Linked DNA regions of Homo sapiens: region 2 is linked to region 1. Evidence: chromatin contacts called from ENCODE Hi-C or POLR2A ChIA-PET data. All regions are on one chromosome and are shown on one strand. The core of a region is the stretch at or near the end of the contact, and the rest is flanking DNA. Distances in the headings are between cores, read along the strand shown.

Region 1 (4,430 bases), core at 1,232-3,731:
CAAAAAGGGTCAGGTACAGCCCAGAGTCCCTGTACTCATTTTAGACTCAAGAAAAGGCGCTTCCCATCCCTAGCTCTTTTAGAAAGAGAAAGGAAAAGGAGGAGAAAGCAGAAAGGGGGGAGAGCCGAGAGCGCAAGAAAGAAAGAGAAGAGGGGGATATTTAGCAAGTTAAAAGGTTAAATGTTTGAACAGATTTGTAAATATATAGACAACCCTTGTTATTTGGGATGTGTAATAATGCCTTTTTGTGGCGCTGTCTGGCTGGGAGGCTGCCGAGGACCGCTCCCTGGCACCTTCTTCACTAGGAAATGAACAGTAAGTTCATGGACTCAAAAAACAAAAACAGGGCTACCCTCCTTTGGAGGAAAGGGAATTCTCCCTCTATTCGGTCATTGAAAAATAAAAAGAAAAGAAGAAAAAAGAAAGTAAAAGGAAAGCAGGATCAATGAGATTTTATTTTTCTTAGGTATGATTTTTCAGGGAGCAACCCAGAAAGCTGTCTTCAGGCTGAAACAATTTCAAAGTATTGTTTAAGCGGATGACATTCTCCAGCACTCAGTTATCCATTGTGCATCTATTATATCTTTGAACTCAACTCTCTTGTCTAACAAGGTTGTGTGTGTGTGCCTGTTGTGTATGCGTGTGTGTTTAGAAAACCTAGGTTCCCCAGTGGTGCTTCCTTGGCTGAATAGGGTGGGTTTCTTTCGTTTTTCTCGCATTGGTGTTTTCTGGACAACTGTACTGAGCGCTGTTGATGGCATCGGTGCTCTGCCCGTGCCCGTGGGCGGAGGACATAGGCTGTGGGTGTGTCCCGCCCGCAGGCGCGCGTGCGTGTGTGCGTGTTTGTGTGTGTGTGTGTATACACCCATTCTCTGGTGTGCATCAAATGGAGCCTTTTTTTTTTCTTGCCCGTGTCTGCGTCCTGCGTATATTAGTATTATGCAAATAGAGTCATTTCGCTTGAGTATTTTTTTTGGAGGGGGAGGGGATGAACCATTTTAATTCTTCTCTAGTATTTTCTCGGCAGTCTTTCCACTGAGTGTGAATTCATTTGGATGCCTTTTCTGAGGTCCGTCTCTGTGTGTGTGTGTGTGTGTGTGTGTGTGTGTGTGTGTGTGTGGAGGGGGAGACTGCGTGCCGGTCAGTGGGTGTGTGCCTCGGTGTGTGGAAGAGCGTGCACAGCCTGTGAGAACCTTGTGAGCGATATGTGTTCTCTCCAGGTGTTCTGTTTGTCTCTACCTCCCGTGCTTTGCGTTCTCGGAGGTGATTATGTGCATATTTACATATATGTGCCTATTCTCTTGCCTTCATGTATTGTCTTTCTCCACAATCCAGACATTGCATATATATTCTCTTATCTTTTGGCAAAGTGCCTTTTTTATTCCTCGAAGAATATTTATTGATGTGATAATCTGAAATGAAAAGTGGTCTCCCATGAAGGAGATGGAAGAGAAAGGAGTGTTCATCTTTCTTAATAGATGGGGCAGAGCCAGTTGACTGGATCACAGGGTTTCTCTGCACTTTCTGCGTGTGTGTCTGTGTGTGGGGGGTGGGGGCGGGGGCGGGGGCGGAGGCGGGGGCGGGGGAGGAGGGAAAAGGAGCCTTTAACCAGAACAAAGATAGGCCATCGCGCCCCCTTGCGGACAGGCTGCATATTGCGCCGACCAGGCCCGCCCCGGCTTTCTTTAGTCGAATGAATCTTGTAATTTCCTCCGTTAAACCATTCAGGGGCCGCCTCTCAGACCCAGCCCCCGGCCATCAGCCAATCACCAGGCGCCATGCAAATCATCTCTTCCGTTCTCCAAACCCGCGTCAGCCTCTGCGGCTGCTCTGGCCACCCCGCCCCAGCCTCATTTCCTCCCCTCCCCTCCCCTTCCCTCCTTCGCCCCCGCCCGAGCAGCTGCCGGGGAAGAGGGCAGTGCTGGGTGCCTCATGCATATTCAGACCGATCCTCCTCCTCCCTCCACCTCCTGCCCCCTCCTGCCGCCTCCTCCCTTTTCCCCGGCCGCGCCCGCGCTCCTGGACGCGCAGTTCTCCGAGCTCTGGTCCTGAGCCGCTGTTTCCCAGAAGAAGGCCTACGTGAGCTCTTGGAGCAGACGAGGGAAAGGGAGGAAGGCTCTACCCTTAAAATCCTCTCGAAGGTCAAGTTTGAGGCTTGCCGAAAGGAGGAGAAAAGTGTCGAAAAATGCCGCTACAGGGTTTGCGGGAAGGTTCTGCACGGAGACTGGTTGGAAATGCCTTTCTCCCCCTAAATACCAGATTAATTTCTCTGAAACACACAATGTATTTGTCATGCCCAAAGGATGATGATAGATGGTTTTTTAAGCCCAGAGTAAAGTGTGCATTTGTCTTGTATATCAAGGCTACAATGAAACCACGAAGAACTGGAGAGGAGATCACCCAGCGTTGGCTGCTTAATAGGAGCGGGGAGAGCGAGTGAGGAGTAGAGACGGGGGGCGGGGCGAGTGGTGGCCCAAGACCTGCTCCAGGTGGGCTGTTCCCTGTCGGCTCCTGGAACAGGACGGGTAAGCCGACTAAGAGCGCAAACGGGGACCCATGAAAAGAAAAGAAAAAACAAGATCCGGGAATAGTTTGTTACTGTTATTTACATCCAGACTCTGGTTTTCCGGCCCTTTACAGCTGCTGGTGAAGAGTATTCAAGCTTTGAATACTGCTCTGAACTGACCTTGAGGCACATTGAGAGGAAAAATCACTGGAGAAAATCGCGGTTTGTGTAGTGCTTTGAGATCCTCTAACGCGAAAGCAAGAGAATTGTGAAGTGACCTTGTTTCATAGATCTCTCTACGTCCACATTGGAATACTAAGGGACTTTTTAGTGAGAATTGAGTCAGTTCCCCCTTAAATCTTACACCGCAGAGAAGTGAGTAGAGACCGCAAGATTTAAAATAACATTTTGTCAGCTTTTATTCTTTCAACACATTTTTATGGAGTGGTGCTTATTGTGTGCCAGGTACACAGCATCTTTTTCCATGCGAAACACATTACGCAGGCAGTGATTTGCAGGTGTACCGGAAATTAGGGAAAGGGATAGGAATTCTGGATGCTTTCTGTTCTGGAATTGCTCATTGTCTTGCAAGAAGAAGAGATATAATAACAGATAAATATGGCACAGTGTAACATGGAGCATGGAAACAGCTTAAATATCTGTCAAAAGTGCAGTGAATTAATGTATTGGCATATCCCTACAGTGAAATACTCTTTATGAATTGACTATCTTAAAAGCAATGTTGGATGAAAAAAAGCAAATTGCAAAAGAATACATGTGATATTGGCCGGGCGCGGTGACTCACGCCTGTAATCCCAGCACTTTGGGAGGCCGAGGAGGGTGGATTACGAGGTCAGGAATTCGAGACCAGCCTGGCCAAGATGGTGAAACCCGTCTCTACTAAAAGTACAAAAGTTAGCCAGGGGCGGTGGCAGGCGCCTATAATCCCAGTTACTCGGGAGGCTGAGGCAGGAGAATTGCTTGAACCCTGGAGGCGGAGGTTGCAGTTAGCCGAGATCGCTGCATTCTAGCCGGGGCAACAGAGCAAGACTCCGTCTCAAAAAAAATGTGATATTGATGCAATATTAATATCTATTAACGTAAAATTATCCTTCCCATAACAATTTGTTGGTACGTAACTATGTAATAAAAGTATAAAAGCATGTTGGGGAAGAATGCGTGCGAACTCCAGCATGGGGGAGACCCCTGGAAGAGAAGGAGCCTTTATCCACATGGATATTGGCTATATGAGTAATGTTTATTTCCTTAAAAAAATCTTAGAAAGAAGCCAGAACATAGAGAGGTATGGGAAGGCTTTACAGAAGAGCTAACTTTGAAGCTAAGTTCTTGAAAGTGATAAGCAGGAGTTTAGTAGGAATATTTGAAAGACAATTCTTCTTCTTGAATACATGAGAATGAGAAATATAAACTATGTGAAGCTTTTGAACTTTTGATATTTAGGTTAAATACAGTACAATTCACTTTTTCAGGGATATAAATTCTTTGAGTTTTACCAGTGTGTAATGTAATCACGACCACAAGCAAGAAACAGAATTTCATCATCCCCCAAAACTTCTTTGTGCTGCCCTTTGCAGTCAATCCCTCCCAATATCCTGTAACCCTGGAAACCACTGATCTGTTTTCCATTCCTGTAGTTTTGCCTTTTACAGAATGTCATATAAATAGAATCATACAGTATGTAGCTTTCTTCTGTGTGGCTTCTTTTTACTAGCATAATGGATTTGATCTTCATCTGTGTTGTTGGGTGTATCAACAGTTTGCTCTTTTTGATTGCTGAGTAGTATTTCATTGCATGAACGTACCACAGATGGTTTATCCTTTTAAAAGTTGTTGAAGGCCATTTGAGTTGTTTCTGATGTACAGTTTTTTTTTAATTTTTTTATTTTATTTTTTTGAGATGGAG
Region 2 (4,501 bases), core at 1,887-4,386, 260 kb before region 1:
TTGGTGACTGTAGACAAAGTTGCTGATAAACTTTTACAGAAAGAGGCGGATCTTATACCTACATTCATTAACATTAATGCATTATTCTATTTCTCACTTTCTAATTGGAATAATGAATTTGAGTTCGTTTCAAATTCTTGGTTGTGAGCAAAGGCATCCAACCTTAGTACCCATCACCCGTGGAGTGCGCTTCCTATTTAGGGGTGCATTTCTGCCCCTTTGAACAACGAATGTTTTATGTGGATACTGTATTCATATATAAGTAAGCTCTACCCTTCCTGCACCATCTTGACAAACAAAACAAAATCCTGACAGTTGCCCAGATCTGAGATGTCTCTAGGATTTCCTATATGCTCAACAACACAAAAGCAATTGTGTAAGTGTGTATTTAAAAGAGTTTGAAAATCCATTTCTAAGACTTCACAAGAACTGATTACTGAACTCCATTTGGTTTACCAAATAAAGATGAGAAAGAAAAAAAAAAGAAAACCACAAACACTGCCATTAATTACACTGTAAACATTAAATAAATATTCTTTCTTTCTATCCTTTGCCCTTTTCAAAAGGAAAGGTGGTAATTTACATGTACTGTGCTTCTTTCTTCTCATTGTTTTAATTCCTTTCTTTCTGGCTTCTTTTTACTTGTATAGAAAAGAGGTGGACATGTTTGAGAAGATAGAAATGTTTACCTAGTATATTTGTACATTTTTTTTCATATAAAGAAAGAGCCTAGGCACCTTCTACTTTGTCTTATGACCTTTGTTAAGCCACTAATCTGGAAGCTGCATTTTAATTACAAAATATTATAAAGGGAATATAGTAGGAATACACAACCTTTGATTCCTAGCCAAATGAGAGGAAGTTTAATAGCAGTGTATGGTTGCAGGAATGGTTATGCTTGGGATCCATATGCATGTTCAACTCACACATTCAGGCAGTGCAATAAAGCAGGGAAAAAACAGCTGATACACAAAAGGGACCGTCTAGACAGTACCCCATCAGTCTGGCTAAATTTGGTGCTGGCATTCCCAATGGGATTGTAATATAATTGTTCTGGTGTCTGCGTTCATTCTCCCTGTCAAACACCATTCCAAATATACATCCTTCTCCCCCCAACCCTTCTTGTTCCACAAATATGAAGCCCAAACTGTGCCATGTTGGAGAGGGTGTTAGATGGCTCAAGCCAAAGAAAATGTTATAATTTAGCAAAATCACATTGTTTAATTCCTTGGGAAAAAAAAACCCTGTTACATCTTAGCTTCAAATAGAATTAGTTTCAGTCAAATTTTAATAATTTAAATTAAGAACATGGAAAAGATTTCAATGCAAATACAAATAACCTGAAAATATTGAGCACCTTAGATGAAAGCAAATAGGCCTTTTTACTCTTTTATATTTATTAGCCTCTGTCAGAAAATTTAACAGAAATCAGAAATGTGAAAGTGTAATGATCGACATGGATCATAAATTCTAATGAGGAAAAAACCTAATGAAAAAAATGTTAAGCAAAAGCATTGAAAAAATGCAAATTGTGTATTTTTTCTTTCTTGGGCTTAAAGCCATAATTTTTTTACTCTAAGCACCTTCTGAAAGTTGAATTTGTGATATTTATATATGAACAACTTCATATTTTTGGCTTTTAATAAAAGAAACCAGCCATATTTACCCATCAATTTATAATAACAATTAATGTTTTTAAAATATTTTGGTTTAAAACACTGAGAAAATGAAAATCACTACTTACAATATACAATAAACCAAAAAGCACATCATTAACATGAATAATACACAGATTATTGGCAAAAACATTTATAATCTAAAAACTTCCACAACGTTGAAATTAAAACTGTCAGATTCCTTTTTTTTTTTTTAAAGGAAAATGCAGTCTTTAGGATTACCATATAATATAACCACCAGATACATTTATTTTATTTTCTGTTTTAACATGTCACCTCTGGGCATTGTTTAGATATTAAAATTGGGCAGTAAACCTATTTCTTAATCTTTTTTTAATTCCAAAAAAAATTATTTTGGGAAAGAAGCTAGGCTGTTTGTTTTGTCTTGTTTTATTAAGTGTAAATCTATGTTTGTACTTCTGATTTTGGAGGTTTAATAATCCTTTCCTTGATGCTGTAAATAGAAATTGGTCTCCCACCTCCCAGCAGTTTTCAGATTCTAGATTAGGAACCCAAGTGAGTGAAGAAATCTCCCAACCCCCATCAGGGACTACTCTAACTAGAGAAAAATCAAAGAAAATACTTCAGGCACTACATCCTGCCTTTATCCAACTTCAGGAGGCTGAGAGACAGACACACTAACCAAAACGGGGCACAAGCGAGAAATGGCTGTTCCAGAAAGAAGCAACACACAGAGCCTCAACTCGCACAAAGACAGAGCACCAATTACACAGAAAACCACCACCAAAGGAACCCAGAAACACTCAGACATGCTTTAGAGATGCCTTAAAATGCTCACGTGGAAAAGAAAGAGAAAATAAGTTTAAGAGATTGTATCCTTTTATTTTTAATTTTTAAAAATGTAATTAGTGACTTCATACTTTTTCCTTCTTTGTATAAAATTGCTATTCTGATGTGCACATGGGTACTAGAAACAGTCATTAAAAAGATAATAATATTTGAGCATAGTGCCTGCCTGAAGCTGGGTATTTTGCCTGTGATTGTTTTTTTTTTATTCGGTTTTATTTTACTTTTTTAGAATACACACATGGTATAAAGTGAAAGAAAGGCATACTGTAGGCCTCTGTGAGATGAAACAGCGTAGCAAAATCTGAATTTTATACTTAGTTTTCAAACTATTGAATAATATCCTAGGAGACCTCTTAGGTCTTAACTGGATTAAAATGAATATATTTGTGCTCCGGCTCTTTTCAGCTAACTAATGTGCATGTGAATTGATAGTGTGCGAGGGAGCAGGCGAGAGCAAGTGTATATGACACCGGGAGTTGATGCAGGGGCCAGGCCGAGTGTGACTCTGTGAAGGAGCGTGCAGGACGGTGTGGGCTGCCTGGACAGAGTGAGAAATGAAAATTAACAGGCCTTGGGGTCTGGTGCGTTTTGTCCAGAAACACAAGAGAAGCTTAGTTGGGATGAGGGGGGAGGGGCAGGGTGTTGGTGAAGGGAGGGTGGAGAAGGAGGTGTGGCGTGTGTGTGTGTGTGTGTGTGTGTGTGTGTGTGTGTGACTCTGAGGTTTCAGTTATGGCTGAGCCTTGGGTTTTTGTTTTGGCGGTTCCCAGCATAAATAGGCTGAAGTTTCAGGTTCAGGGTGGAGTGCATGCCAGGGGATGGGATCGTCGTTCTGAGTTTCTCTTTCTGGCCCTTCTCTATGGTTGCTGCTCAGAACATTGCTGCTGTGAAGGAGTAGGGGGAGAAGCAAGGGATGGGGGTCTGTCTGCAGCTGCCCCTCTCACACTTGAATAAAAGAACTTTTTTTTTCAGGGGTAGGGAAGCTGTGAATACCTTTCCCAATAAGAGATGAGGCATATTGAAAACTATATTAAATTACCCTGATTAACAATTTAGCCACGAACAGGGGAGCTTTGGGAGATCTCTATAGGCAGGACTGGGGGCTATTCATGCCAGCAGCTAAGAGGTCGAAAGGTTTCTGAAGTTCACAGGCTCAGAGCCTTTGTTATGCTAACAGACAATCTCAAATCAGCTGCCTAGTGGAGTGTGAAATATAAATGATTCCTTGAGAACTTCCAATAAGTTGTCACTCTTGCTCTCCAAATACCAGGACAGGCTGCTAATTTCTAGCGGGCCCTTTTGCAACATTGCTAGCCCTAAATGAATGCCTTTGTAGTTCAAATAATCTTTTCAAGGGAGCTGTCCTATCATCATAGCCCAAATGCATCTTGGTTTTGACTATTAAATGAAAATCAGGGCTCAACTGTGCTTGACTTTTCCAAGCGCCCGATGTTTGGGAAGGATGGTGGCAGCTCTCATGCACAACAAGTTAGCACCCACCGCAGGAGGGCCAGGGCATTAATAACAGCCCACAGCCCCGAGCTACCCCAACTCTCACCCCCACTCCCTACTGGGAACAAAGCTCCTGGAGAGATTTACGTGACTTCCCTTGGGCTGGACTACCTTCCTCTTTCAACCACACCAACATTTCTTTAATTTATGGACCCTCTATCCAAGAGGATAGCCAGCTGACCTGCTAGCATCTGACTGGTCACTTCGAAGCATCAACTTTGGGGATGGATCTATTCATTCTTCAAGGCAGACAAGGCCAAGGGGAAGAGGGCAAGGTGTGTGTCCAGGCCATGCCCCTAGTATCAGATGCCTGTGGATATTATTTTATCATTTTCCCATAAGAAGGATGTGAACATGGCTTATGATCTTGAGTGTGACCTTTGAGCAGGTCCCGATGGATAGAAAACCAGTCCTGGCTCTCGGAGTCTAAATTGCAAAGCTTTTAAAATAAGGAAAAGCACCCCCATTCTAAACCTCAAACAAGCTGAGGGGAGTGAGAATGAGAA

Evidence for each region. Hi-C counts contacts between places; a loop is a spot of excess contacts on that map. ChIA-PET counts read pairs that join two places held with the same protein, here RNA polymerase II (POLR2A). Pooled maps may share reads with other maps.
Region 2: a loop to region 1 is called in a map of dorsolateral prefrontal cortex, with 12 times the contacts of the local background. The contact joins two enhancer-like sites. A Hi-C loop is called at or near these places in 7 of 168 maps with a recorded cell type or tissue (Caco-2, astrocyte of the cerebellum, dorsolateral prefrontal cortex and 2 more), 1 of 37 single-sample maps with no recorded cell type and 4 of 50 pooled maps. POLR2A ChIA-PET finds 5 or more read pairs at or near these places in 3 of 52 experiments (HEK293, WTC11 and activated CD8-positive, alpha-beta T cell).

The regions. Positions count from the first base shown.
Region 1 is chr5:88,138,887-88,143,316 of GRCh38, reverse strand. No RefSeq gene overlaps it. Among named protein-coding and RNA genes, the nearest start is that of TMEM161B, 130 kb to the left of the region's middle. RefSeq lists a silencer at 1,829-1,878 and an enhancer at 1,741-2,242. Within about 2 kb of position 2,481, at least 9 of the 41 ENCODE cell types and tissues checked have a DNase peak (open chromatin) inside an H3K27ac peak, as active enhancers do; they include dorsolateral prefrontal cortex, where a contact is called at or near this core.
Region 2 is chr5:88,396,311-88,400,811 of GRCh38, reverse strand. All of the region lies in intron 2 of TMEM161B-DT (TMEM161B divergent transcript), which reads right to left. Among named protein-coding and RNA genes, the nearest start is that of LINC02060, 41 kb to the left of the region's middle. RefSeq lists enhancers at 3,221-4,097, 3,364-4,475. Within about 2 kb of position 3,136, at least 2 of the 41 ENCODE cell types and tissues checked have a DNase peak (open chromatin) inside an H3K27ac peak, as active enhancers do; they include dorsolateral prefrontal cortex, where a contact is called at or near this core.